6 separate regions of the Mus musculus genome follow, and all the other regions are linked to region 4. Evidence: chromatin loops called from intact Hi-C (ENCODE). Cell type or tissue: heart. All regions are shown on one strand. Links, peaks and the distances in the headings refer to the core of each region. The heading gives the core; the rest is flanking DNA.

Region 1 (4,783 bases), core at 519-4,518, 130 kb after region 4:
GCCAGATTGTTGTGAGTTTGAAGTCAGTTTGTTCTACATAGTGAGTTCTAGACCAGCTAGAAGAATAAATCAAGAAGACAAGATTTAAAAAAAAAATACCCAATTAAAAAAAAATGTGCCAGGCGGTGGTGGCGCACGCCTTTGATCCCAGCACTTGGGAGGCAGAGGCAGGTGGATTTGTGAGTTCGAGGCCAGGCTGGTCTACAAAATGAGTTCCAGGACAGCCAGGACTATATATAGAAACCCTGTCTTGAAAAAAAGAAAAAAGAAAGAAAAGAAAAAAAAATGTGTATGCGTGTGTGTGTGTGTGTGTGTGTGTGTGTGTGTGAATGTGAATGTCAGCTGAAGATAGGTGAGTGTATTGGATTTGGCAAGAGTGGGAGGTACAGGTAGTTGTGAGCTGCCTAAAATACTGTCTTATGAACTGACTAGGGTTGTCTGCAAGAGGTGCTCTTAACTGCTGAGCCACCTCTCTACCCTCCCTATTTTGGTTTCTTGAGACAGTGATTCATGTTTTAGCACAGGCTAGCCTTGAACTCTCATGTAGCCCAGGCTGGCTCTAAAATGGACCGGTCCTCTGGTTTCAGCATGAGAGCTGAGATTACAGGAGTGAGCTAGTGTGCATAGCTTTATTTAATTAATTATTGGTGCTGGCAGTGTAACAGGGACTCCCAAGCATGCCAAAGATACTGAGCTATTACCCCATCCCAATTATTACTGTACATTTATTTAGTTAGTTTTGTTTTTGTTTTTGGAGACAGGGTTCCTCTGTGTAGCCCCGGCTGTCCTGGAACTCACTCTGTAGACCAGGCTGGCCTCGAACTCAGAAATTCGCCTGCCTCTGTCTCCCAAGTGCTAGGATTAAAGGCGTGCGCCACCATCACCTGGCTATTACTGTACATTTATACCACAACCCAGTTTTTAATAATAATCTTTTATCTTTCAGGGCCTAAAAAATAGCCCCATTTTTACAGACGAGGCTTAAAGAGGTGATTTCCGTTGTTTTAGGTAAGAGAGTGGGTAGGAGAAGTAGGGTTGCCACTCAAGTCTGTTTTTGTTGTCAGGAAATGGGGACATGGGGTGTGTTACGGATCTATTTTAAACAGTGAAGTACAATGGCAAAACTGGAATTGTACAGATCAGGCCTTGAATACTGATCCCAGCACTTCCTTGCTATAGGACTTTGGCAGATTAATTTCCCCTGTAAGAAAGAGCCTTTGGTTCTTAATCTGTGGTAGGGGTTACAATAGCAGGCCCCTCATTGGGATTTTATGAGTATGAAGATGTTACAGACAATGCTTGGCTCCCAGCCTGGCACATCGTGAGCACTAAGAATTGAGAGCTGTTATTGTAACAATGATGATTATTGCTGGACCACGCTGCTCCCAGAGGGTTACAATATCCGTGGGGAGCTGCACTGTCCGTAGGCAAGGTTACATAATTCCCAAAGGGGTGACACTTCCCTGGAGGCCATGGTCTCCCTAAGGAGGAGGCATGAGACTTCTCTCTAGCACCCGTGAGCTGGTTTAAAGGCTGAATAGGAACCCAACAACGGAGAAGTTTGGGTTTGAAGCCTTAAGCACCTATAGCCTGAGCCAGATAGGCCTTCCCTCTTGCTTGCCGCATCTCACGGCTCTGATTCATCATCTTTTCAGTCTCCTAGTCCCCTATCTCTTCCTTTGGTAACTCCGGTTGGTTTATTTTTCATTATTTCCCTGAGACTGTTTAGGTTTAGTTTATGAGAATATAGCTCTGCTTCCCCTCTACCCAGTAGCAGGCTGCCTACCTGCATCCGATCGGTACCCCGATTTCCTGTTTCCCGAGCCTCAGGCTCCATCCATTCCTCCTATCTGCTGCAGCGAACACAGACTTAACACTTCCCCTACGCTCGGGCCTTTGGTCTTAAGCCCTGTCTTCCTCTCTCCTGGCGACCCCCAATGCTCCTCCGGAGCACATTTGTTCAGACTTGGGTCGCCCCCAGCATCCTGGCACTATCTCCGGAACCCCCTGCTCCAGTGTGGAGGTGGGGGTACCTCCGGCCGCGTTCCCAGGACAGCTGCAGCCTAAGGGACAGTGGTGATTGTGGGGGCTCCCGAATGCATTCTGGTCACTTCCTCCCCAGCTGGACTGGGTCTATCAGGAAGGCCAAGACCCCATCTCCACAGGAGTCGAGGGTACAGCCGCCTCCCCATTTCCGATGCTGGGAAATGTTTCCCACCCATTCCACCCCACCCCTGGACAGCTGCCCTCTTTCAGGCTCGGGGTTGAGGGGGTTGGGTAAACTCAGGCTGGGAAATGGCTGTGCTCTTGATCATCCTCCAAGATCCAGACTCCGCCCCCCTGCGGAGAAGACTCTGCCCCTTCCCCACAAAAATTTCTGATCGTCCCCCTTCATATAATTCCTTTCCTCCAAAAAGGTCCCAAAAGAAACTCTGGAGCCAGGAAAGGGCAGAAGAGAGGCAGCAGGTACTGAGTGCTGAAGACTTAAGTTCTTCTGACTTAGAGCCTCCAAGAAGGGTCGTGACCCCCAGGACCTCCCCAGCCCCTCCCTGCCCTTCCTCCCCCCCCCCCCCCCCCCGCCGCGCGGCCCCTTTAAGCCAAGAGCCGGCCGGTCCTCAGTGGCTGCGCGCCGGCAAGCGTGTGTGAGTGCGCGGGAGGGGGCGGGCACAGTGTCTCCATGGCGACGCGGCGGTGACGTCGCCGGCCGGGGGGCGTGGGCGTCCCGGCCCCGGAGTGCGATATTAACCCGGGAGGCGGCGGCGGGGAGGGGAGAGGCTCTGAGAGGCGAGGCCGGGTGCGGCGGCGAGGGCGTCCCAACGGGCGCGGGACGGGACGGGGCAACGCGGGCGCCAGGAGCAGCGGCCCGGAGTTGGGGCGCCTTGCCCCGGGCCCCCCAGCATGAAGACCCCGGCGGACACAGGTGGGGGCGGGGGCAGCACGTGTGGGGGAGACTTGTTGCCCCGGGAAACCGGGAGGGAAAACTTTGGGTGGGGGCTGAAGGGGTTCTGGGGAGCCCGATTGATACCCAGTTCTTGGGGACCCCCAAGCACTCGAGACCTGTTGCTTCTAGAGGCGCGAGCTGGGGTGCTGCCTGGGAGCCCCAATTCTGTGGATCCTTTCGGAATGGTATGGGTGCTGCGGGTGCTGGGCTTTCCCTTCCCGGACTCGGCAACCTGGGTTCTCCCGGGATCACTGGGGTGGCAGAGTCCCCTCCCTGTCGTTCTGTCACGTTGCACTCCGGGGGCCGGGACGTGTGCGGTGCGAGGTGGGGGTTCTGTACAGGGACCCGCTATGCTCGGTTCTGCGCTGCGCGGTCCGGCCCGTGACCTTCACGGCAGCGCGTGCCCAGCACCCGGTGAGCGGGATACGGGATGGCCTGGAGCTGGGCGTGAGAGGGGAACACGGGACTCGGGGTCCGGGCTGCACCGCCCCTCCCCCGTCCGTCTCCTCGCTCCCCCGCCCGGACTGAGTCGCAAAGTTCCAAAGCGCAGCCCGAACGTTCGAAAAAGGAACTTTTTGTTTCCGACCTTAGAACGCGCGGCTTTAAGGTGGCTCAGGGGAGACTTGGGTACCCTCCTCCGGCGCGGGCGGAGGCTGGGAGTTGAGGAGGGTGGGAAAGATGGGGGGGGGGGGGGGAATGCAGAGGCTCTCCCTTCGTCCTTCCCCCTCCCCGATCCTGCGCTTCTTTCAGCGGGCCGTCTTTTCCCTCCGCCCCTCTCTTCCCCGCCAAGTTGCTCCTCCTTAAGGGGCCAGGATTCCCCTCCCCCCCCATCGCCGGGCGGGGGGCAGCAGGATTAACCCCCCCTCCCACTCGGACTTTCCCCCTTCCCCTCCCCCGCCGCCCCCGGGCTCGCACAGGCTGGACTTTGCGCCCGGGCGCGCGGGGGGAGGGGGCCTCGCCGCCCCCTGCCCGTCTGCCCCGTCGGAATCCGGCCCGGGGCGGGGACGAGGGGAGGGGGAAGGGGGCCGGGCGCCGCTGTTCAAACTTGTTTCCTTCCCCCGGCGGCGGCCGCGGCTCCGGCTCCTATGTGCGGGTGTGTGCCCCGACCGGCCCACCCACCCCACCTCCCTGCTCGGCGGGTGGGGGCGGCTCTTAAAGGGCTCGGAGCAGGGCTCCGGCGCCAGGGGATTGGGGCCAAGGAAGGGGGTCGGGAGTGGGGTAGGGGTGTGCAGTGCCATAGGGTCAGTCACGTGCGTCCCACTTACTCCCCACTCCCCGACTCCCACAGGCTCGTGAGCTGCCGGGCCCTGGGGGCAGCAGGAGCCTCGCCTCACCGGGGAGGGGACCAAGGCGCCCAGACAACCCCGCCTTGTCTTCCCTCTATGTTACGGGCCTTGGCTTGACGGAACCTGTAGGGCCACTGCAACCCTGTCTGGGGTCCCAGTCATGTGTAGATTCTCAAGGGAAGGCGAGAGACCAGAACGGCCTCGAGGTCGGTCTGTTTCTCCGACTGCTGGCCACTGCTAGCCCTTCCATCCGATCCTCCATCCCGGCGTTTTTCTGCTCCGCCGTGGCTGTTTCCCACTTCCTGTTTTCTTCCCGGCTCTGGCGCCATCGAGGTCTGCCTGGAGTGGGGGAGGTGTTGAGGCCCCCCGGGAGGCAGATGTATTTTTCCTCAAACCCCCCCCCCCCAATCTGACCCCTATATTCCCATAAAAAGTTTAGGCAGTCATGTTAAGTTGGGGATTGTTTCCCAGAACTTATGTCCCGACCCAGGCTTGCACAGTCTGGGATATCCAGGTGTGCCTTCTGGGACCCAGCCATCATGTCCTTCCTGTCTGC
Region 2 (4,783 bases), core at 507-4,506, 140 kb after region 4:
AGCAACAAAGGGCTTCATTAAACTTGCCTGTAGACCTAGAATTGAGCTATTCGACAAAGTAGCGCTTAATCTAATGTCTTAACAACAGCTGGATTCTCCAGTGGAAAGCCAGTTGGAGTCCAGATCGAGGGATCTGGGGTCTTAGAATTTGGTTGATGAGGAGCCTATAGAGCTAAGAAACCAGGAGCTTTCAGTGCTGAGTCTTTGAGGAGATAAAACAATCAGGAAGAGGCCGGGCTCTGGGTGCTTTAGGATGCCGGCCCCACCTGGGCAGTGCAGGTGTGATGCCCTAGGCCCTGAAAGGGGAAAGGGGCTCCCTCAAGGCCATAGGTTGCTAAGAGATAAGAGTGGGAATTGAGAACTCTGGGCCTGTTGGACTGGCTTCACTATAAAACTCCACCTTGTGCAGCCCTGAGGGAGAAGGAACCTTGAACTGGCTACCCATCTCTGCACTTCTACTTCAGCATGTGTCAGTCAGCCCTGGAGTGAGTGGGCTCTCCAGCCTGATGCTGACCAGGACCGGGAAGACTGGCAGGAAACAGGCTCTTGTGGCAGCTTGTGGGCAACTGCTCCCTCTCCTGGGTGATGTAAGCCATTCCCTGGGGTGGGAACCACTGGGTTATTTCTGGAAGTTGGGATGAGACATATCTCCTGGCAACATAGATGCAGCTGAGTTGCTAGTGGGGTGATGCAGAAAGGCGGATGTTGTCATTGCAAGAAAGAAGCAGGACTGGCTAGTGGTCTCAGCAGCAACACTCAGAATCGTCTTTTTTTTTTTTTTTAAGGCAGGGTACCTCCGTGTAGCCCTGGCCATCATGGAATTCACACAAGGAGATCAGGCGGGCCTCCAACTCACAGAGATTTGCCTGCCCCTGCCTGCTGGGATCAAAGGCATGCACAGCCATTGCTGGGCCTTCAAAGCACTTCTAATCACATGGCTCCTAAGAGTTCAGCTTCAGATCCCCTCCAGAGGACAGGCCATGATCTAATCAAACTTGTTGTCCCAGATTCCGGTTGTGTGGGACGTCACAGGTGATTTTTGGCCTTAAGAACAGCAGCTCCTCCAGTCTCTAATCGCCCACCGGAATCCATTTAGAGGTCTGGAACATTTCCTGCAAAAAGATGCCCTGAACTTAGTGTGGTGGCACGTGTCTTTGCCCTCAGTACTGGGAAGTCTTAGTTGGATTGCTGCTAGTTTGAGTCTAGCCTTGTTACAAGGAACAAGACCCCATTTCTTCCTCCTCTCCCTCCTCCTCCTCGCTGCTGCTCTTCCATTTTGGTCATTTAGGACAGGGTTTCTCTATGTAGCCTTGGGACTCTATAGACCAACCTAGCTTTGAACTCAGAGATCTGCCTGCCTCTACCTCCTAAGTATTAGAACTAAAGGTGTGCACTAAGACCTTATTTCTTTTTTATTGTTGATGTGGTTTAAGAATATTTATTTTATGTACACCATAGCAGTCTTCAGACTCACCAGAAGAGGAAATAAGATCTCATTACAGATGGTAGTGAGCTACCATGTGGATGCTGGGAATTGAACTCAGGACCTCTGGAAGAGCAGAAGGTGCTCTTAACCACTGAGCCATCTCTCTAGCCCCTAAGACCCTATTTCAAAAGAGAACAGAGGGCTAGGGATGTAGCTCAGTTTGTAGAGTGCTTGCTTAGCACACACAATTCTCATCACCAGAAAACTGTCTTGGCAACACTAGTCTGTAACCCAAGCACAGTACAGGCAGGAAGATGTCTTCAGCTTCATAGTGAATTTGAGGGCACCCCGGGCTACATGCGACCCTGTCTCGAAAGAAACAAAAACAAGACATTTGTCCCTGAGATCTTTGCTTCCAACCAGAAAGTCCTCCATACACCTTTCACGACTTTTACAAATGAATTCATTCCAATTAAAATCCCATTTGTAATAGCCCTCCTCCAAAGTATCTCCATGGCTCTCGAGGCCAACGTCTCTTCCTTGTGTTTCTTAGCCATTCCTCATTCATGGCAGCCCAGAGGTTTTCCCTCACACCTTTCATAAGTTTCCCTTGAGAGTTCTCTATAATTCCCCAAACAATTGTTTTACATTGCTTATATCAAAGTCTTTAATCTCTTCATGGACCCCCATCAACTCCTCCAAACATCTTTAGAACCTGCTTAGACACTTGGAAACATCTTACAGATCTTTGAATTTGCTCTCCAGTGCCGCACAGATCTCAATGCCAAGAACGGTCCCCTGGGCAGGTTCCACGAGTTCTGGCGGTTAAATAATGTGTTCTATCCTGCTACATAGCCTAGTGAGATTCTTTGATCCTATACCTAGGGGCTTGACTTCACTTTTCAACTGGGAGCAGCCGTCAGAGGGCGGCAGCCACCATGCGACTGTGTTACTCCAGAAACTCCCTCTACAGTCGAGCGTGAAGCGTCTGCAGGCTTTGCGAAGAGGGCGGAAGTACCCGTGCGTTGCCTTCTGGATAACGTAGTCTTTAGAAGCGCTAGCAGTACCTTCTGTCTCCATTCCGTGTCCACTGAGAATTGCAATAGGGAAATGACTGAGCAGACAGTACTGTAGGCTTCAGAAAAGCCCCAACAATTAGGACGAACACAGGCTGCGAGTAAAGTAGAGCACAGACTCCGTTTCTGAGGCACGAGAGCTGACAGCATTTTGACCTCTGTCTCTGCGCCCCCCCCCCAGCCCCCAGTTTCCTACTTTGGTGCGACTTTTCCCGGGTATTAATTGATTAACAGGAGACTCGACATACTCAAGAAAGCTGAAACTCCTTCGTGTAGTCGGCTCCCTTCATTCAGATTATCTAGAATCCTGTAATCTAGGAAGAGGATAGACGCAAAAAATTGGGGGTTCAGGACAGAAATTCTCTCTTTTTTTAAATCCTGCAGCTCATCTTCTTGGTCCTAACCATATTGCTAGGGAAAAAGGTAGACTATCGGAAAACAAATGTTCTGAGGCATAGTCGGGACTGTTTACTGTACTAAATCCGTTGAGAATGTAAGGAGACGTTATTCTCTTCTCTATATGTGGTTGCTTGGGACTACTTTTTCTAGCACTCACTTATCGGTTTAGGTCTTAGACCTAGGGATCAGAGAAGACATTGTAACACATTATAGTCTCCCTTGGGAACAATTGTCCTTAACCTTTCACCTACACTCTCAGCCACAGTACTCCCTTTGGACTACAGCTCCCACGAAGCCCCAGAGCCTAGCTTCACGAAGAGTCAGAGTCTACTGTGGATTATTCCCAGCATGCTTCTGGTTGCTGGTAGCTCTCATCAGCCTCGTCAATGGTGAGGCAATATTGAACTTCATTTCCCAGAAGACACCAGGCTCATTGAAGCGACGCGCATAACTCTTGGTGTCGACTACATTTCCCGGAAGGAACTGCGACGCTGCTAGCTGGCCTGAGAGAGCGCGATGCCTATTCTACTTCCTATCAGTTCCTTCCAGTTACAGTATCTACTTAAGGTTTGAGGAGCATCTGAGACTTCATTTCCTATAGTGCTTTATCAACCATTCTACACCTGCAATGCGGTGAGGGCGTGGTGATGACTCCATTTCCCAGTGTGCTTCACAGCCAGAGTACTAAGTATTCACGGGTGCGGACTCGATTTCCCAGAATGCACGCGGTGCAGGAAGTCACCGATGGCCCACAGATTGGGTGGGTGGCTGGACTCCATTTCCCGGCGTGCATCATTCTTGGATGCTGCTCAGTATTGGAGTGGCTAAGATTTCGTTTCTGAGATACTCTAAGGGACTTGCTTTTTCCTCTGTGTAGTGAGTGTGTGGCTCTGACTGTGTTTTTCAAAGTGCTTCCAAGTTAGCTTTTGGCAGAGTCGGGTGACATTAGCCAGGACTCTATTTCCCGGTGTGCAGCGCGAGCCGTCACACCCCGCCCCCAGCAGTCAGCTACTCTGAGGGTTTGAGAACTCCATTTCCCAGAGTGCTGTGCGGGTCGAGGGTGGTGACAACGAAGCCGACGGCAGAGGGACTTCATCTCCCGGCGTGCCCCGCGGCGGGCGCTGGGCCGGAGCCGGAGCCCGAACGGCGCGGCCTGGAAGAGGCCGGAGCCCAGGGGAGGCGGCGGCAGAGGCAGCGGCGGGGGCAGCCCAGGCAGCCCGAGCCCCGCGGCCTGGGCCTGCGCTCGGCGCCATGAGCGGCGGCGGGCCTTCGGGAGGCGGCCCTGGGGGCTCGGGCCGGGCGCGGACCAGCTCGTTCGCGGAGCCAGGAGGCGGAGGCGGAGGTGGTGGCGGCGGCCCCGGGGGCTCGGCCTCTGGCCCAGGAGGCACTGGCGGCGGGAAAGCGTCAGTCGGGGCTATGGGTGGGGGCGTGGGAGCCTCGAGCTCCGGGGGTGGCCCCAGCGGCAGCGGCGGAGGAGGCAGCGGTGGCCCCGGCGCGGGCACTAGCTTCCCGCCGCCGGGAGTGAAGCTGGGCCGTGAGTACTTAGGGGCGCCCTGTGGGGTGGTGATCTGGGTTTCCCAAGCGCATCAAACGGCAACCAGATTCTTTCATGTACCCAGAGAGAAGCTCGAGGTCACCGTGCTGCTTTAAGCCAGGATCGGAGCTTTCTGTCTCCGAGATAAAGGAGTTTGAGGGTTTACCATCACTTGGAGTTTAGATTCAGAATTACCAACACCCAAGAAACAGAGGTCACAGGTCCTATTCTTCCAGTTATCAAGGTCTCGAGTACTTGACGACGTTGCCATCCACAGGAGACTAGGATCAGAGGTCATAGTTACTTGCCAATTTGATCTAGGATTGTTGTCCCCTAAGAGACAAGAAT
Region 3 (4,783 bases), core at 367-4,366, 62 kb after region 4:
TTCTGCTATGTCATGGTGGCATATATAATTTCTGGCACATGAACGACTAAGTTTTATTGAAGTATTTAAATGCAACAATAACCCTAAGGGCACTTAATGGACATTTGCTACATGTGATAGGTTGACTATATCTGGAACTAACTAAAAGCTAAATAGCTAGGCACAATTGTAAGGGTTTGTTTTTGTTTGTTTGTTTGTTTGTTTTTTCCCTTAACTAAACCACTTAAAGTGGGAAGGCCCACTTCTAATCCAGATCTTTTGAAGTGAGAGGCTCCACCATTAATCTGGGCCACACCTTCTGCTGGCAGCCTGTATAAAGGACATGAAAGAATGAAGTTTGCTCTTGCTCTTGGCCTGCTTGCTCTCACTCTAACTAGGAGTCCAGTCCTTCACTTTGAGGTAGCCCAGGCTGTCCTCAAACTCACAAGCCTCCCCGACTCCTGCCTCTGGCACTAGTCCTGGCTTCTTCTATTATCTGTTTTAGCATACTAGATTTTAGCACATAGGCTTGCTCAGAAGCATCTTCTAATTCCTGTCTGCATTAGAACTGACTCTCTTTAGCATTCTGGCATATACTGAAGACCAGGTAAGACATAAGCCATGTGGACTGAACTACTACTACTGGATTTTTTTTTGGTAAACAGTCTTTATCAGACTTGCTGGACCACAGTCTATAAGCCATTCTTTTTACTTGGGGGAGGGGGGGTGTCAAAACAGGGTTTCTCTGGCTGTCTTGGAACTCAGTATGTAGATCAGGCTGGCCTCAAACTCGGAGATCTGCCTGCCTCTGCCTCTGCCTCTGGAGTGCTGGGATGAAAGGAATGCGCCACCACCGCACAGTGACTATAAGCCATTCTAATCTCATTTCTATAAAGATTCATTCTATGCTATGCTTCCCTAGAGAACCCTGACTAATATACTATACCAGATATCAAATGTGTTAAATATCTGACTCCTTTCCTTTTAACTAAGTACTATTGTTGCGGCCATTTGGAGTAAAAGAAACTGTGCCTTCGAAATTCATCCATCCAAAGTCACGAAACTCATATGAAATAGAGCCTAGATCCTAAGCCAGGTGAGTGGACTTACTTTTTGTTGTTGTTGTTTGTTTTTTGTTTTCTCGAGACAGGGGTTTTTTTGTGTGTGTAGGCCTGGCTGTCCTGGAACTCACTCTGAGACCAGGCTGGCCTCGAACTCAGAAATCTGCCTGCCTCTGCCTTCCAAGTGCTGGGATTAAAGGCATGAGTGGACTTACAAGTAAGCAAAAATAAAGGAGTGGTAGAAAGCTGTGCTAGATTGATATTTTCTGTGCGCTACATTCAGGATCAAGTGAAGAAAAACACCCCTCACAAATACTCCTAGTTTGTTACTGTGACTCTTGGCACATTCCCTCCCATCAGAGTTAGGGCCCAAGCTGGCTGCAACACTGGATGTCCAACATTTTACAGCAAGAGTCCTGGAATGGAGCCGGGTTCTAGGAATGTGCTCAGTGAATGAACGCACAAATGAATGAACTAGCAACCGAGTGAGTGACCCACGCGGCCCCACTCACCCTCGATAAGCCACTCGCAGTTGCCGTTGACGCTGTAGTTGCCCGCACCATCCGTCACGAAGCCTGGCGCCTCCCGTAGCACCTGCCGCTGCCCCTTGCAGTCACCAGCCAGGACCCTGAGGGACAGCGGTCCCAGCACTGCCAAGGCCAGTGCAAGGGCCAAGGCCAGAGCTCCACCCAAGGCCATCGCCGCCTTAGGCACTGGCCCTAAGGGACGGGAAGGGCCGTGAAGACCTGGAGAAGACCCTCTGGGAATGAGGCCCTGCAAGATGCAACCTTTACAGACGTAGCATGGCCTTGTAGTCCAAGGATGTACCAGCCACGCAGTCCGGGCCAAGGAAAGGGCCGCAGTTGATGCGCTCTTGAAACCGAGGGGCCGGCCCTATAGACCCATGGAAGGCCCTGGATATGAAGTCGTTATGGATAGGGCTGACCCCTAGGGACCGTAAGGGTCCCCTATAGACACGAGCCCCCATAGGGGCGCCGACTCCATAAACGGTATCCAGTGATTACATTCAGGCTGCTGCAAGGCCAAAACAGACCGTATAGACAGTCTTCCAGGGGCGATGTGCTCTACAGCCCAGCTGGGCGGTCCATGGAGCGTGCGGGGTGGAACTTGCCTGGCCCGGAGACTCCTGGGGAGACCCCTCCAGACGGGGGCGGGGCCTGCCTTCGGGGTCCCGGCCCGGATCTCCAGGGCTCACTCTAATGCCTACCCACCCGCTCCTCCCACTCGAGGCGAATGGGCTAGATCAGAGAGACCTGGAGACTCCCGGGCCAGAGCGGCCCGAGGAAGACCCGCTGAGAGGGCGAGGGGGCGGGAGCCGCGCAGCCTCTGAGGGGAGGACAGGCTAGGAGGAGGCGAGAAGAGGAAGAGCGGCGGGTCAGAGCGGCCCTGAGAGGACTAAGGAGCGCCTGGCTCCACCCCTTCTCGAGGAAGACTTCCGGAAACTTTCCTCCCATCTGTTCCCAGTCGCTTGCGCAGCGAGAATAGGAATTCAGCTCAGAGAATTACGCATGCGTATTGCTAAGAGTGTAACCCAAAATCGCGTTTTGTGCTAGTCATTGGCTGAGCAAAGCCTTTGCCACTGGAGGGCGCCTCTATCTCTGCTAGCGAAAGGAAAGGCAACATAAAGGAGCGGTAAAAAGCTGTGCTAGATGGTTATTTTCTGTGCTCTACATTCAGGATCAACATGAATATCAAGTTATGAAGGCAAGGGACTCCAGACCAAAATAGCATTTCCTAGATGGATACAGTGAGACCCGTATGACTTAAAGCACCATCAATACATAAAAGAAGCTGGAGAGGCGACTTAGTGGTTCAGAGCATGTTGCCCTTGCAGAAGACCCTGGTTCGATTCCCAGAACCCATATAGTGGAAATCCAACGCCTTCTTGTGGCCTTCTCCTACACAATGTGCGCGCATAGTACGCTGACATACATTCAGGAAACACGTCTTTTCCTTTTTTCAGCTAAGATGGAAAAGAAACCATGTTATAGATTAAAAACTCAACGAATCCTCTTTATTTTGGCAAGAAGAGAAAACGTCTTTCTGCCACAGACCATGTGATGGTCCTTGGCATTCAGATGGACGGACAAAGCACAGGTCCGAGGTCACAAACCCCAAGGAGGGTTTCAAAGTAGAGACCAACTTCACAATATCCGTCTCTAAACAGTGGCTCGAGGGTCGCAGGGTCCTGGAGGGTCGGGCAGGGTCCAGGCGGTCGTCACGGGTGTTCCGGAGTCCAGCAGGGTCAGAGGTCTCGAAGGGGGTCAGGGGGGCGGAGATCACGGAACAGCGGGAGTCCAGATTCCGGAGCCATTCGGGGCAGGGGCTGAGGGAGGGGACGCGGAGAACGGCTCCCGCGGGACCGTTTGGCACAAGAGGGAAAGGGGCGGGACGCAGCGCATCCAAAGTGGGCGCGGGGTGTGGGAGGGGCGCGGGATGCCTGGCATGGCCGAGCCCTTGGGCCGGGAGAGAAACGGGGTTCCGGAGCCCAGCCGGGGCCCGGTGCGCCGCCCGTGGGGCAGAGGCGGGGAAGGGATGCTCAGACCGGGGGTGCAGGGCCCCCGGCTGTGTGCATGCTGAAGTATTCGGTGAAGCCGGTGTGCGGCGCCGCCGTCTGGGGCACAAGCGGCTGGTAGGACGGCGTCGGGCCATCCCAGCCCGAGTCGACCGCCTTGGAGAACCGAGCGGGTGGGGGCGGGGAGGCTGCGCCGGGTTCGGCCATGGTCACCACACGGCCCCTCGGGGCCACCGCCGCCGCCACCGCTGTCTCCTCCACCTGCTTCCCGGCCTGGGATGGGGGGTCAGGGTCAGAGGCTGCCCAGAACCCTCGGGGGAGCAAAAGCGGCCCCGAAGGCCCGTCCCCCTCCCCCTAGAGGACTCCCACCACCCCAAATATGGACGCACTTGTCAATCAGGGAAGGAGTGGGTGGCTGGGCGCCTGGGCAGTGGGGCCAGGTATTCAAGGGGTGGAGTTGGGGTGCGCCGGGCAAACTCTGGAGGCGGTGGGGGAGATGGGGACCAGCCTCGGAAGGCAGGCGGCGGGGGCACAGCGCGGGGTGTCCTCGGGGGCGTGCGCAACAGCGCCAGGACCCAGTCTGGCAGGGTGGGCGCGGGCGCCGGGGGACGGTCGAGGCGGGGCGTCGGGGCATGGGGAGTACGGAAGGCCAGGGGTGGGCTCAGACGCCAATGAGCAGGGGGTGGCGGCGGGGCGGGGAGCGGGGTCAGGTACTCCAGGGGCGGCGCCAGCAGCTCCTCGGGCGCCGGGGCTGCGGAGCTTACAGAGGAGGTTGGCGGGGGGATGGAGAAGAGCTCCGTGAAGTTGGGCACCGAGTCGCTGATGAACGTCACGTTTCCATAGACGTGCTGCGGGAAGGCTTTATCTGCTGATTGGCTCCCTCCAGGTCCAGGGACCCCAGCGGAGGCGATCTGTGAAGTTCGCACGTGGTACGGAAAGTTCTTGTTGGCCGCCGATGGGCGGGTCATGATCTGAGAAAAGTCAGGCACAGGTTAGAGAAGCAGTGTCCAGGCCCCAGACTGTCCCTATAAAATGTAAGGACTTAGATGATTCCCCTCCACTTGGCCTCTCTACATTGCCTTTGAACCATTCAGACTGCCTTGGACACCAGGCCTAGGGTATCTTCCGGCATTCTGACCTTTTCCCTCAACACACCTCTTCTAATTACTATGCTTAGTGGTGTTTCCAATATCACAATCCTGACTAC
Region 4 (4,709 bases), core at 1-4,000:
AATACATGCACACCCTCCACTATAACACAGCCCCACCTCCAAGACTACCAGCCTTAGGATTGCAACCCTGGATACAGAAATGTCCCATTCTGGAGGGGGTGGTTGGTCCCGGACTGCCCCCTGTCTGGCATCCACACACCCTACTCACGGCCAGGCTTATCTTCTGGCCTCAGGCAGCCTCTGTCTTTGCTTTTCCTATAGAGTCTGTGCGCCCCACGGAGTCTATGCGCAGGAGTGTGTCTGAGGCAGCCCTGGCCCAGCCTGAGGGCTTACTGGGCACAGATACCTTGAAGAAGCTGACAATAAAGGACTTGAGCAACTCAGAGCCTTCAGACAGCCCCGAGATGTCACAGTCAATGGAGACACTTGGCCCCTCCACACCCTCTGATGTCAACTTTTTTCTGCGGCCTGGGAATTCCCAGGAAGAGGCTGAAGCCAAAGATGAAGTGAGACCCATGGACGGAGTCCCCCGCGTGCGCGCTGCTTTCCCTGAGGGGTTTCACCCCCGGCGCTCAAGCCAAGGTGTCCTCCACATGCCCCTCTACACGTCACCCATAGTCAAGAACCCCTTCATGTCTCCTCTGCTGGCCCCTGACAGCATGCTGAAGACCTTGCCGCCTGTGCACCTTGTGGTGAGAACAAGGCCGCTGGAGGGCAGTGGGATGTGACTTGGGCGACCTGGGGAAAAGAGCTAGCCAAGTACCACTTAGCCAGCCAGGCCAGGGAGTCTTGTCATTTGCAGATAGATGTGTTGGGCAGGAGGCTTGAGCAGGTGGAAAATATGGGTGGGACTGGGTAAAGGTGGAGGATTAAGTTAACCACCGCCTCCACCGTGTTCTCTGCCCACTCCCTCCCCAAGTCCTCTTACCCCACCCTTACCCCACCCCACCCCCACCCCCACCCCCGTCCCTGCCTCGGTCAACCTTCACATCTGTGTGCACGTGCTTTTCCCTCCCTCCTACCCTGACCACCACTCTCTTCTAGGCTTGCGCTCTGGACCCCATGCTAGATGACTCGGTCATGTTCGCGCGGCGACTGCGCGACCTGGGCCAGCCGGTGACGCTGAAAGTGGTAGAAGATCTGCCGCATGGCTTCCTGAGCCTGGCGGCACTGTGTCGCGAGACCCGGCAGGCCACGGAGTTCTGCGTGCAGCGCATCCGGCTGATCCTCACCCCGCCTGCTGCACCACTGAACTGAGCTGGGGACGGCGGGGGGCGGCACTAAAAGACCTCTTGCTCCCATCTGCGCGGGCTTCCGTTATGAGTGCGCTCCGAGATGGGCTCCAGGCCCCCTCAGTCGGGCTGGGCGGGCGGGAGTGGGCTGTGCCTTAACTTGAGACAGTAAGTGGGGCGGGACAGGGGCCAAAAGCTGAACCTGGGGGAGGGACACACACACACCTGTCACTGAGACAGCTGGATCTGCACTCTACCACTGCCTTCTGCTGCTGTGACCGACCCGGCTAGTCGGTTTTGCCTTTTGTAAATAAAAGTTATTTAACTAGGCCTTTTAAAAATAGGGAGTGTGTTTTCCCAGCAGATGGCAGCACTGAACTAAAGTTGCTGCGAAAGGGAAAATTAGAATATGTGGACCCCGACTCTAGCTTTGCTCACAAACAAAACCACCTAATATGCAAGCTCTGCCTGCCTGTGATTGTCATTAAAGTCCCATCAGCCTGGCCCCCAATAGACCCTGGATTTAGCGAGACGATTTAGACCCGAAGTCTGCCCTTGGAGCTGCTGGTCCAAGGTTCAAGAGGTCAGTGCAATGATGAATGACCTTAACCTTCAATAGAGGAGCACAGAGCTGAAGAGATGGCTCAGTGGTTAAGAGCACTAATTGCTCTTCAAGAGGACCCAGGTTCAATTCCCAGCACCCACCTGGGAGCTCACAACTGTAACTCCAGTCCCAGGGCCTTCAAGAACACCAGGTATAAACATGGTGAGCAAACACATACGCTCAAAATACACATACACATCGTTTTTAAATTTTTGAAAATGAGTATAAACTTGCTAGGCAGAGAAGCATGACAGTAAGCGGTGATCCAGGCTTCCATACCAGAAAGCTACGTGTAAAGTGGGGAGTTGGGGAGGAGCCTGGATTATAGTTGAGCTACCAAGATCGTTGTGAGGATCAGAGCACTGAAGAGCATGCTGAGGCACTGGTGAGGGACTGAGACCCAGGAGGCAAGAAAGGCTTGGGGACAAGTGAAGGCAAGGCCTGGGCTGGAGCATCCTAGAGCCAGCAGTAAGCCTGCAGAAGTAAGACTCACTTAAGGTAGGGATTAGATTATAACGGAGCAAGCGTGACTCTTGGGTCTAGCCATGAAACACGTGGACAGTGAGGTAGCCTGGTCCCTAGAAGGAGGCTCAAGGGCATGTGATGATGCTGGGATTCAGGGATGCTCAGAGGTGATCTGAGGAACACCCAGGAGACTGGAGAGAGGCGTGGGAGCTCACTCTAGCTGGAACCAAAGAACTAGGTTCATTCTAGAAAGAATAATCAAGGCAGGATTTGAGGAGGGCCAGAATAAAGTGCTGACGCTTATGGCCCCCAATAAAGGAATGGGGCATAAGGGGCCAGTGCTGGAATGCCCTGAGGATCAGCTTGAGAGGAAGTGAGGCAGGAGAGAAGAGGCTGGAGAGGAAGTTTCCAGAAGGAAGGAGTGGCCCATGACTGATTGAAATGCTATCCTAGAGCCTCACCCATGAACGTGTATGTGATGTCACAGACCTCGTCCAGAGTCATGGGAGGTTGGCATCCAAAGGTGCTGGGCTGAAAGGGAGTAAAGGATAAAGGACTGAGCCTGTGGGCACCACATGTCTGCGGAAGTAAAAAGGGCGAGACATGATTGACGGGACCTTGACTTGACAGGGTGGGGGGCAGAGAAGATGGAACAGGTTTTAATCGTGTCAGAAAGGGAGAGACTAGATGTAGAGACACAATTGGCTTCTAAAAGGAGAGGGTAGCAGGGGACCCCCTCCCTCAAGGGGGCTTACCCAGGTAACTTCTAAATCAAAACCTGACACAGAAAGACAGGCACGGTGGCTCATACCTATAACAGGTGGAAGGTTCAAGCAGGACTTCCATCAGTCTGAGGCCACTCTAGGCTACATAGTGAATAGTAAGGTCATTGTGTAGTCCAGGCTGGCCCCAAACTATGGTCCAAAGTGAGACCCTGAAAAAAAAAAAACTTAACCTAGAATTCTCAAAAGGAGTTATATCCGGGCACTAAATACACCTCCATTCTGCTCCTAGTTCATCAAGTATGGATGACCCTAGGATGAACAGCAGTCCCAAGCCTTGTCTCAGAAACCCCTTTGTCCTCCTAGCTCACCCAACACTCCTCCTGCCTCTACCACTTGTCTCAGCTTCTGCCCGGGTCCAGGCTCCACCCTAGGCTCTGGAGAGAGCCACCTCTTGGTCTAATGATATCTCCAGCTCTGGTTCCTATTCTAACCTAGCCCAGTCAGAGCTGGGCTAACTAGCATCCCTGGCACTAACACCGTCGATTTTACACACACACACACACACACACACACACACACACACACACACACACACAGCAAGAGAGACAGAGACAGACAGACAGAGAGCGTTAGTTCAGTTCCTAGGTCTGGCTGCTGCCCACCTCCTCATTGCCTTACAGCTCCCCTGGTGGTTATGGGGACAGCATGAATCTTCTATTTCCGTACCTAAGCATGGCAATTAATGAACCTCTAGGCCTCCCTGCCTTTGCACAGGCTGAAACCCTCTCACAACCTCTGCGCCACCTAGTACTCTTCCAAGAGTCAGCTCCAGTGAGTGGCCCCTCCTCTGGAAATTCTTTCCTACCATGGCAACCCCGCAAAAAGATTCCTGTGCCTCCCCCACCCCTTCACACCCTTGACCATCAATGCCTGTCGTCCCCTCTGACCTGAGCTCCCTGGAGGGCAGGGCCCAGGTCTGACTCATCTTGATCACCAAGGTCCCCAGCATCAGGCCTGGCACACCAGAAAGCCCAGGAAATGTTTAAGTAATGAGTGGGTGAGTGAGTGAGTGAGCGCTGAGTGAGTGAATGACTTGGGAATCGTGAGTGAATTCATGACAGCAGGAAATGAACGGAGGGACGTGCAGGACAAGCAAGGAAGGTAGAATCAATGGGTACATTTTTAAGGTTGCACATCCCTGAACTCAGCTTGTCCAGTGGCGCCCTGACTAAGCTCCCTCACTCCTCCACTACAAGGCCGGCTGTTTTCCCACCAGGCTGTACGCAAAATCCCAATACTGGTCATTCTGGAAAGGACTTACCTGGACCAACCAGGAGAGCTGGTTTCCTCTCGCGTACCTTCGGCTTTTAGTCGAACCGAACCGATCCCTATGGGGCAGGTTTCTTGTCTATTGGCAGATTGGCTGAAACTAACGGAGAATGACGTCTCTGGGAGCCTATCGCTGTCCTACATGGACTGCAGCCCCGCCCATTCAGGAAAGCGCCCCTAAGAAATGTCAGGTCCTCTGGAGAGAGCCAGGCCGGCTGAAGGCGTGGTCGGAATGGCCAAGAATAGAGCTTTGGGCCTCTGGTACCTGAGGTGTTTCCAAGCGTTCTACTTTCTTTCCTCTCCCCCCTCTTTTTCCAGTATTGAGGATAGACCCCAGGGCTTTTCGTATGCCAGGCAAGGTCTCTACTACCGGGCACTGAACCTCAACCCTTTTAGTTGCACAGACTGGCCTTG
Region 5 (4,783 bases), core at 432-4,431, 100 kb after region 4:
TATAAAGCTACCAGGCACTCTGGGCCTTCTATTTAGCAGTGTAAGGAGGTGAGTAACGCCACTGCTCACCCTCTGTTGCCCCCAGAAAAAGGACCAGGAGAAAGGAAGGGAGCTACCACTGGAACAGCCCTGTGGTGGAAGCCTGTATATGTTATCTTGTTCACTGATGTTTCACAGCCACCTAGGAAGAGAGATCAGCCTTATGCCTAGTGTTTACGAGAGAAGATGAAGCTCAAAGAGGCTGAATAAATTATGCATGATCACACAGCCAGGGCTTTACATACTCAAGAACAAGTTCAAGTGTTCATCATCACTCAAGGTGGACACAAGTGGGAATTCCAAAAGGCCCAGAAACAAGATCAAACAATGACAATATAGTACAGTAAGCAAGCAGCCCCCAGGCCAGGGTCTGGGGTCTCCCCGAGTAGAAGAGGAGACCTGGGTTCACTGGACAGGTAACAGTCACACAAGGGTAGGTCGATCAAGAGCAGGCAATCCTCCTTTTCAACTTGCCCTGTTCACTGACAAAGCTGAAGGCAGGAGATGGCAAGAAACTGAGTCACTTGATCCCAAGGGGACAGGCAGGTCTGTAACCCTCTGACCTCCAGAGGGCCAGTCACTTGGCTGACAGCCCAGAGGGGCTACCAAAGGGACTATTAGGTGACTGCCCCCTCCCCTTTATGCAGCCCCTGACTCAGACCCTCCATTACCTCACTGCCCTAGGGACTGCAATGTGAGGCTGAAATCAATGTGGCCCACTATCTCCCCACTGCTGCCCCTCCTCTCCCCAACTGTGAGTCTTAGTGAGTCACCTACTGGCAAGTTAACCCCTTCCCCACTGCATTGTAGCCCAGGGACAGAGCTCGGAGAAGGCAGACTTCCCTGCTTCTGTTGGGTGAGAAAAAGCCAAGCACAGCACAGCACAGCAGGAAAAGAGGGCCTCACATCTGGGAAGATTGCACATCTGGTGGAACACACAGTACCCATGGAAAAAGGATAGGAAGAGGCCCTTTTCGGGGCAGGGTACAACCAAGTGGGGGCCCTGCCTGGCAGGGAGGGGCTGGAATCCGGGCGGGAAGGGCCCCCCTGCCCTGGGCACTGGGCCAGCCCTATACTTAGCTTCTATTGTTCAGGGTGGAAGAACCCTGGGTGGGGGTGGATTACGAGTGAAAGGGAAAGAGCAGATCCTATCCCCCAAACAGCTCCCCCTCTCCAGTCATACCCAACCCTAACTGGGGCCTCCCAAGTTGGAAAGGGCTGAGGGTTTCCCTAAACCGGGGCCCCAGCCCTATGTGAGAGGAGGTACACAGCCATCCTTCACTTGCCACCACAGGTACTGGGCAGGGCTATAGTGGGAGCCACCCTCTGCACCACCTCTCATCAACTCTACAAAAGCTTTAGCCCAAAACTAAGTAGCTCCCAACAAAACACACCATCCTGACCTGGGGACAGAACCCAAACACATCAACAGCCACCTGGGGTGGTGCAGGCCAAGACCTGCCCTGACGCCTGGGGCAAGCTGCCAGGGATGCTGACAGACCCAGGGACAGGCCGACTCACTCGGAACTCATGGCCCCAATTATTGAGCCCGCGAGGCACCGCGCCCTCGCCAGCCGCCCTTGGCTGCTCCCCGCCCCGGTCCGGGCTCGGCTCACCACCCCGGTGTCCCCAGCTTCCCTCACCCGCTCTCAACATACACACCCACCTACCCACCCACCCATCCCGGGAGGCGTCGGCGACGGCCAGAGTTGCCTGGGGAACAAGCCTAGGATTGGGCTGGCAAGGCTCCACAGGGATGGGGGGGGGGGGACTAAAAATAGCGCCAGGGTGAGTCAGTGTGCGCCAAGCTAGGGTAGGCAGGGAGAAAAAGGGGAAACGAGAGAGGGGAGAAGTTGGGGGGTGTCTCTAGGGATTGGGAGAAAAGCAGGTTGCAGGTGGAGAGTGGGATGCGGGCTTGGGGGTGGAAAGGTGCGAGAGCAGGGAGTGGTTGTGTGCAGGCTCCGGGGCTGGGAGGGCTACTCGGCGCGAACAGTGGAAGGCGCCACCGCCCGGCGGAGGAGGGGGCGCCGCCCTACGTTCTCCTACTCTCAGAGCGCTCACGAGATTTTCCACTAGCCGCCTGGCTCCCAGCCAGTCCCCGACAGGCCCTACAAAGCCGCTTTGTGCTTGGAAGGCGGGCGAGTGCCCGGCCGGCCTGACACCCACGCGGGCCGCGACGGGGCGCGGGCCAGCTGGCACCCAGTCTGTCTGGGATGGGGCGCGGGGGGGGGGGGGCACCCAGCCCGGAGGACCTAGCCACATAAGGGTTAACTACACTGAGGGCGGGGGTGGGGTGAGGAAGGGAGCCTCTGCCAATCGGCGGTCGGAAGGTGCGACAGTAACCAATAGAAAGGACCGAGTCCCGCTGCTAGCGTGGTGGAGGTGGTAATCTACCCCCAAGGGTGCGCGGGAATCCGCACCCATAGGTGCAGACGAGTTTGGGCGCGGTCTGTCTGTGTCCACAAAGCCCCAGGTGCACCGTTTTCCTGTCTTTTTTGCGAGCAACGGGCTTGGAGGCGGGGGAACATCTTGCTTTCAGGAGATGCCGCAACCGCCATCTGAACCCAAGCCTGTCAAGACTCCAGTTTTTCAGCCGAAATAGAGACTGGGGTTTCCTACCCGCGCCCTCGTGCGGAGCGGGAACCAGGGACGAAGTGCGGGCGGAGGAGGCGGTGCGCCGGGCTAGGGTCCAGCCGCCTGCGGTGCAGCCGCTGCCGCCGGTGGTAATGGGAGCCAGACGCCGTCGCCGCCGCTAATGCGCCTCCCTCCCGGCCACTAATGGAGCCATTAATGCCCAGGCGCCAGGGTCTTCGGGATGCACGCCTTCCCCCCCCCCCCCGCCCCCCGCGCATGCGTGCGTCTGCTGCCCCACCGCCAGCTGCCACGAGGAGGCAGCCTGATCCCTCTCAGTAATCAGGTGCTAGAAACTATTAAGCTTGGAGAGTTTGGGGTCTCTTACCAAGACTCCTACAGGCTCAGGAAAGTTCCTTATCATCTCCCTCATGTAACGCTCTTCTGTGATTCTTCCCGTCTCAGATAATCTACTGAGATCTGATCCTTAAGAGCCAACCTTCACTTTACCAGCTCTAAACTGTTTCTAAGTTTTACACTTGCCCCAGCTTTTCAGCCCCCATTGCAACCAACCTCTAAGTCTGGAGCTCTGGCTAACTACGAAGAGGTCATGCATGTTCATCCTTTCTTTCACGACCTTGAACTCTGTTTATTCCACATACTTCAGCTCTATGACACCCCTACCTGAACTTTCAAGTAAGTCTACAAGAACCAGAGTTGTCCTGACCTCTGGCTTCCTCTGATAGGAATACTCTTAGCTCTCCCCTGTCACATCCTGTATTTGCCTTTCCCACTCACTTGCCTTGGGACTGCTCAGCCCTGCAGCCAGCAGAAAAATGAACTGGAATTGATACCAGTTCGTTGTTGGAGAGAAAGTGGGTATCCTAGTGGGAAGAATGTGAGTTCCACAGGGAGTCAGGGTGACACAGGTTCAACCCCTTCAGTCCCTCTCTAGGACTCATTTTCCCCCCACTGATCATGGCATAGTGATACCTGGTCTTTTGAACACCAAATGTGTCCCCTGGAAGACTGGGATGGGGTATTTGGGTCATGCCCTCTAGCAGGTAGGTGGATGACATGAGACCTGCTTTCCTGCCACCCACTCTAGCCGGATCTCCTAGCTTTGCCCATATAGCCCCCGTCTTCCTGCCAGTGGGGAACAGGTGTATGGTGGGTGGATGTACAAGCTAGACCCGCGGACATGTCTAAGCAGGTTACAGGGGCAATAACAAACAGTTCATTTGTAAAAGACCAAGAAGGAGCCCCCAGGCCTGGACAACCTCCCTATACTCTAAGATATGGGAAAGTGGGTGGGTGGGGGGTGGCTCAGCAGGTAAAGGCATTTGTTGTACAAACGACCAAAATTAAATTTCTTGAACCTACCTAAATGTGCAAGGAGAAAACAGACTCCACAAAACTGTCTTCTGCTTCCCTCACACACTAATAATTTTAAAAAGAAGGAAAGGGGAAGGAGGCTTAGTGTTTGGCCACTGCCCTCCAGTTGAAAAAGATTAAAGATTCTGGACCTGCTCAGAGGGTAAAGTAGCTTGCTGCTAAGCCTTGCTACCTGAGTTTGATTCCCACAGGCCACATGATAAAGATAAAAGGACTGAACTGACTCCAACAAGTTGTCCTCAGATTTGCACAATTTCATTGTGGCACACACACATGCACATTCTCTCACACTCTCTCAAATCTGTGAACATTAAGGGAGAGAGAGAGAGACTGACATGCACAGAATAGGGGTATGAGGCTGGGACAGAGGCAGCAAGAGTATCTAAATAATGTGAGAGAACTGAACGTGGAAGGAAGCACACAGATCTGACTCCAGCACTTGAGAGGCTGAGACAGGAGGACTACACTAAGATCAAGATCAGTCTGGCCTATAAATGAGGAAAAGTATGGGGAAAGCCCTGGGTTCAATCCCAGTACCGTGTAAAGTGGACAGGCTTGGAGGCCCTCAAGAGGCAGAGGCAGGGGAATCTATAGTTTACGTCCAGCCTGGTCTACATAGAGAGTTCAGGAACAGACAGAGATATACAAAGAACTCCTGTCTCAAAAACAAACAAACAAAAAAACAAAACAAAAACCAACAACCATAAAAGACTTCAAGGGCCAGCAAGAGCTATATGAAACCTTGCCTCAGAAGCAACAACAGCAAAAATAACAAGGG
Region 6 (4,783 bases), core at 283-4,282, 160 kb after region 4:
CCCTGCAGCCTGGCCTCTAACTCTGCCCTCTCAGAAGCCCACACACAAACATTCCCATTCCCTCTCCGTCTCTGAGCTTTCTGGCCCCTCAGCCTTTACCCATGCAAGTTCCTCTGTGTAACACCTTTCCTCCGCTCCTGTAGCCCCACAGCAAAGCATTTAAGGGAACAGCGGGGACTAGACTTCCCTCAGCTTGAGTCTGAGCTCTCCCACTTTACCTCCTCTCCCTTGAGATCAATTTTCTCACCGGTAAAATGGAACTAAAGTCAGACTGACCACAAGGCCTACGGCAGGCCAGGCACTTGGTTAACAAACACCAATGCTTGGGTTTGTTTGCAACCTAGGCTGGCCTCAAACTCACTGGGCAATAGAGGGTAGCTTTAGAGCGACCCTGCCTCAGCCTCCCCAGCAGTGGGATTCTGTATGTGTACTTCCACACTTAGCCCCAGGGATACAAAACTCTCCAACCTGACAGTCCAAGTCCTAGGCTTTTAGTCTGGTCTCAACCTAATCCAACCCCTTTCACACAACAGGAGCCTACAGTCCATTCCATGAACCCACCTTAAGCCTTCTGCTCCAAGACCTACAATTTAAGGAGATTTTATTTACTGTTATACTTTTTTTTTAATTGCGGGGGGTGGGGGGCTGGGGGGGAGCATGTGTGTGGAGTGAGATAACAATTTGCAGGATCTGGTTCTCCCACCATGGGGCTCTGGCGTCAAACTCAGGTCATCAGGCTCAGTGCCAATTGCTTTTACCCACTGAGCCACCTTATAGCCCTACCGCCACCATTTTTTGTCATTGTTTATGTTACTGTGTGCCTGCATGCATGAACACACGTCATGGCATACATGTAGCATACAGAGGACAACTTCATGGCATTCGGAGCCCATTCTTTCCTCCCAATGGTATATGGGTTCTGAGAATTGAACTGGGGTCATCAGGGCTGCAAGGCACACGCCTTTACCTCCTGGGCCAGCAAGATGGCCCGTTTTTGTTGTTGCTGTTGTTTGAGACAGATTTTCTCTGTGTGGCCCTGGACTGTCCTGGAACTCAGATCTGTAGACTGGGCTGGCCTTGAACTCACAGAGATTCACCAGCCTCTGCCTCCCAAGTGCTGGGGTTAGAGTTGTGCGCCGCCACTGCCTTGCTGGTTCTGTTTTGTAGAGACAGTCTATGTACAAAGGCTGGCCTTGACCTCACTCAGTATGTACACGGGGACGTCTGGTTCTCAGCCTTGTTTCTTCTGCCTCCCAAGTGCCATCGGCCACTTTCCTTACCTCTTTACTTGTGCTCATGCCAGGAGCATGGAGACTTTAGCTGGTAGCCCTGGCATACAGGCTGCTCATGTACTGCTCCCAGAGGGCAGGGATCTTAGCCTCTTCACCACCGAGGTGTTTCCAGTGCCAAGAAAGGTGCCCAGCACACAGTAAATACACAGACTCATTCAGTGACGAGTTAAGGCTCCCTATAGACGATGTCCTGGGACCTTAACCATCTCTGTGCACACTACATGTCTACCCATTTTATGCATTTCCATGATACATAGCCCAGTACAAGGCCCTGTTATTAGTTGATGACCAATAAACCATTTGCAGATAAATGACTTGCTAAATGCTCAGGAACCAAACTTTCCTTATCTACCAATTCCAAATACCCCATTAAGTGCGCTCTGTTTTGAAGCATCTCATCTTGTAACCCTGGCCTATCTGGAACTCACTATGTAGGGCAGACTGGCCTCAAACTCACAGAAATCTACCAGCTTCTCCCTCCCCAGTGCTGACATTGAAAGCGGGTGCCACTACACCTGCCTGGCTCCTCATTAAGTCCGAACCAGTCCATAAAGGATTTTCTTAGAAACAATCAAATGGGCTGGGGGTGGGGGAGGTTAGCATTCTGCCTTAGTTACAGCCTCACTGCCAAGACAGAACTCCCCTGGCTTGGATCAGAGCATGCTACATGGCTTGTAGCAGGTAAGGAGCGGATGCCCAAACTTTACAAAGTATGGATGAGCTCATACACAGAAAAACATGGTGCACAGGACCCAATCCTATGTGCTCTCTGAATTTCATCCAACTCAATCCTTCCAAAACTCACTTAACTTGCACACAATCCTAATAACACTGTCCTTCTAGAAAGTAGCACAGGTATCCCGAAATGGACACTTTTCCGCCTGCATTCTTTTCCCTCCCAGTCCTACACCGTGTCAGGGGGTAGGTGGAATTCAGCTAATACCTCTGTATACGGAAAGGAGATCTAAGCACCTACACCAGGGGCCTGAAAGTTCAACTTTCCCGCTACACTGCTTTTTTCCCTCCTACCAGATTCCTCTTCTCTGCAGCGTGAGAGCCCCCTGCAGGGGTGGGGTGTGCAAGCGAGCTCAAGCTGAGGCCAGCACAAGCAGGGGATCCAACGACGCCTCTAGGGCACACAGGAAGGAGCTGTCGATCATCCCGCGCTGCTCCAGCCCCAAGCGCAGGCCCCAAGGCTCTCCGACCCTGAGCGTACCCTTCCCTCTTCCTCCACTCTCTCCTTACACCCAGCGCTCTCTTCCCCGCCCGCCCTGCGGCGCCCTCACCCATCTCTCTTACCTCCAAGCAGCCCCTGCCGCTCTTGACACAGACCCTCCACTCCAGTAGTGTAGGACCCTTCACTATCCACGCCTCCCATTGGGCGGTGCTCTCAGGAGAGGCAGCCAATCAGAGCTGGTAGCGCAGGGCACGCGCCCTCGCGCCTGCGTGTTGGGAGTCAGGCGGGGCTCCGCGAGTTTCTCCACGCAGACACCAGTGCCCTGGAGGCGGTGTCCGGGACCAGGAGAGGCGCCTGCGCAGTTCTCCGGGGCCGCTCCTTTCCTGCTGTTTGAAAATTCAGCGGAGAAAAGTGTGCATCCTTATAGAGCGAGGTCGCACAAATGAACGTGGCGGTGCGAGACTTTGACAGGTGTTATCTCGTAGCAGAAGAGACTGAGCGTTTCTGACAGCGTAACTAAAAAGCCAGACACACTTGTACTTTTCCTGCGCCGCCTCAGTTTTTGCTTACGTGCAAAGTGGACTGGAATCGCATCTCCTGAAAGGTTGTTGAAGGCATTGAATTTTGTCATACACATAAAAATGTTCGGCTCGGGGCCTGATACACCGTAGTACTCACTATAGCCCACCCATCATAGAAGCTTTACCGTTTATAAATAGCTTTCCCCTTCCTCCCATTCTTTGTCTGATTCAATGATATTCACACAGAGAGCCCATACCGTGGACTCCACTGCCATCCGTTTCACAGGTGGAAAAGCTAAGGCCCAGAAAAGGGAAACAAACAGCCAGCATTGAGCCAGAGCCTCCCGCCCCTTAGGGAGACAATTCCGGGGGTGGAAACCAGTCCTAGAAGAGACCTGTCTTAGGCACGTGCTGGCCCTGACCTTGAGTCACCTAAGTGGGGGAGGAGGAGCGACCGTCACGCTCAAGGCCTCGTGTAGGGGACATGAAGACACCCTAGCCTCCACTTCTGTGACAGGATTGCTCTCATAGGTGCAGGTTAGGAGGGGCATCTGGGTGGCTCCAAGACTCAAGAGGGCTCAGAAGCGATTGTACAAAGGCTGTTCTAACCGTGGGTGTGGTGTCTATGATAGGAGGTGCTGATGGACGTCTTCGGAATGTGCTGCACACAGGGGGTGGCAAGGTCTATTGAGATTTGGGAAGAGGTATCATTCTGCTGCTTGCGACTGGAGAATTTATAAATTGGGGCTGGGGAGCTGTATGAGCAAGAATTTCCATGTAGGATCTGAGACAGCAGAGTTGAGTTGTAGGTTTCTGGTTGCCACCAGAATGGGGCATACTGTATTACAAGTCCTGATTATGAGCCTTGAGCGCTCCAGGGAGTCGGGACCCTCGTGACTGGTTTACTTTGCGCTGACAGCTGTTGGCACTGGTCATGTGGGTGTCTAGGACGTGATCAGGAGGAAGAGGTAGTCTGTGGGATGAGTAATTCCACCAGGTCGTGTCATAGGATTCAGGGGACACACACCGAGCCTGAAACCACCATCAAGAGCAAGACACAGCGAGGTTTTGCTCTTGCGCAAGCGCAGCAAGGGAGAGTCCGGACGCTTGGGTTAGGGGCGGATCTGGAGTCCTGGAAGGGGTGGAGCTTGAGGTCTGATTCTGCGCTTGCGCTGTAGGGGCGTGGCGGTCGCACCTGCGCGAGTTGGGCGAAAGAGGAGGAGCGAGGTGACGCAGGCGTAATAATAGAGAAGGTGCCAGAAAGATCCAAAACAAGTGGCTGCGGCCGTCGCCCAGAAGTCATCGGACGCTGGAATCTGGTGAGGATAAGAGAGGCCTAAAGGTGACTGGTGAAGGGTAGCTGGAACCACTTGGGTGCTCGGGTGAGGGCAGGATCGATCGCCCTTTCAGGGAGGGGGGGTCGGATTCAGACAGTACCACCTGTGTGGCGCTCAGGGTTGTCTTGGTCGGTCCCACTTGCAGGGGGCCGAGGGTCACTTTTGAAAGGTATCACTTGAGTGGGATGTTGGAGCTAGCAGGAAGGTACTAGTGGACAGAACCCGAGGGCTATGACCGGACATTTGCCATCCGAAGTCACCGGGCAGTGGACAAGGTGCCCTGCAATGGGCCATGTAGCTCATTCGAGCTGGTCGTCTAGGTCAGTCGGTGGCAAGTTCGAAACGTACTACTCAGAAAAGGGCATCTGGGCTTGGTCCTCCCGACAGTGATGTGGACCGGTGGGGTCTAGCGTTCGACCTGTTACTATGGGATCTCGGGCGATACCATTCCTGTCC

Evidence for each region. Hi-C counts contacts between places; a loop is a spot of excess contacts. Peaks named below come from ENCODE experiments on the same cell type or tissue, not always from the same donor. Only the 100,000 strongest peaks of a DNase experiment are listed, where the experiment ranks them.
Region 1: a loop joins it to region 4, with 2.5 times the contacts of the local background. A loop is called at or near these places in 10 of 42 quality-filtered maps.
Region 2: it touches region 4 in a loop (2.6-fold over the local background); 10 of 42 quality-filtered maps call a loop at or near these places.
Region 3: it touches region 4 in a loop (1.8-fold over the local background); 8 of 42 quality-filtered maps call a loop at or near these places.
Region 5: a loop joins it to region 4, with 2.2 times the contacts of the local background. A loop is called at or near these places in 5 of 42 quality-filtered maps.
Region 6: a loop joins it to region 4, with 2.1 times the contacts of the local background. A loop is called at or near these places in 4 of 42 quality-filtered maps.

The regions. Positions count from the first base shown.
Region 1 is chr7:25,248,716-25,253,498 of GRCm38, reverse strand. It overlaps Erf (Ets2 repressor factor), which reads left to right and starts at 2,741. Exons shown (of 4, transcript NM_010155.3): 1 at 2,741-2,920. The coding sequence starts at 2,899. In heart, for the core only: no CTCF peak of the experiment used is centred there; DNase peaks (open chromatin) are centred at 2,178, 2,698, 3,468, 3,978 and 2 weaker places; H3K4me3 peaks cover 3,446 bases; H3K27ac peaks cover 3,557 bases.
Region 2 is chr7:25,237,030-25,241,812 of GRCm38, reverse strand. Gsk3a (glycogen synthase kinase 3 alpha) reads left to right here and starts at 3,962. Exons shown (of 11, transcript NM_001031667.1): 1 at 3,962-4,435. The coding sequence starts at 4,153. In heart, for the core only: CTCF peaks have their summits at 577 and 2,405; DNase peaks (open chromatin) are centred at 2,412, 3,332, 3,452, 4,012 and 2 weaker places; H3K4me3 peaks cover 2,416 bases; H3K27ac peaks cover 2,730 bases.
Region 3 is chr7:25,314,463-25,319,245 of GRCm38, reverse strand. Tmem145 (transmembrane protein 145) reads right to left here. Exons shown (of 15, transcript NM_183311.2): 14 at 4,341-4,547; 15 at 3,051-3,849. The coding sequence ends at 3,601. Megf8 (multiple EGF-like-domains 8) reads right to left here and starts at 2,082. Exons shown (of 41, transcript NM_001160400.1): 1 at 1,553-2,082. The coding sequence starts at 1,739. In heart, for the core only: a CTCF peak has its summit at 2,634 (motif pointing right); DNase peaks (open chromatin) are centred at 1,595, 2,425, 3,775 and 4,155; H3K4me3 peaks cover 3,138 bases; H3K27ac peaks cover 2,384 bases; H3K27me3 peaks cover 1,043 bases.
Region 4 is chr7:25,376,449-25,381,157 of GRCm38, reverse strand. It overlaps Lipe (lipase, hormone sensitive), which reads left to right. Exons shown (of 10, transcript NM_001039507.2): 9 at 202-632; 10 at 985-1,631. The coding sequence ends at 1,197. It also overlaps a transcript of 4732471J01Rik not described here. Among named protein-coding and RNA genes, the nearest start is that of Cnfn, 9.1 kb to the right of the region's middle. In heart, for the core only: CTCF peaks have their summits at 1,519 (motif pointing right) and 3,666; DNase peaks (open chromatin) are centred at 497, 1,177 and 3,908; H3K4me3 peaks cover 2,225 bases; H3K27ac peaks cover 1,522 bases.
Region 5 is chr7:25,276,509-25,281,291 of GRCm38, reverse strand. All of the region lies in intron 2 of Cic (capicua transcriptional repressor), which reads right to left. Among named protein-coding and RNA genes, the nearest start is that of Gm45974, 8.1 kb to the right of the region's middle. In heart, for the core only: CTCF peaks have their summits at 2,077, 2,721 and 2,922 (motif pointing right); DNase peaks (open chromatin) are centred at 1,101, 1,571, 2,001, 2,421 and 1 weaker place; H3K4me3 peaks cover 3,426 bases; H3K27ac peaks cover 3,527 bases.
Region 6 is chr7:25,219,313-25,224,095 of GRCm38, reverse strand. Dedd2 (death effector domain-containing DNA binding protein 2) reads left to right here and starts at 4,237. Exons shown (of 5, transcript NM_207677.3): 1 at 4,237-4,332. It overlaps Zfp526 (zinc finger protein 526), which reads right to left and starts at 2,671. Exons shown (of 3, transcript NM_175436.5): 1 at 2,592-2,671. In heart, for the core only: no CTCF peak of the experiment used is centred there; DNase peaks (open chromatin) are centred at 2,725, 3,425 and 4,135; H3K4me3 peaks cover 2,951 bases; H3K27ac peaks cover 2,489 bases.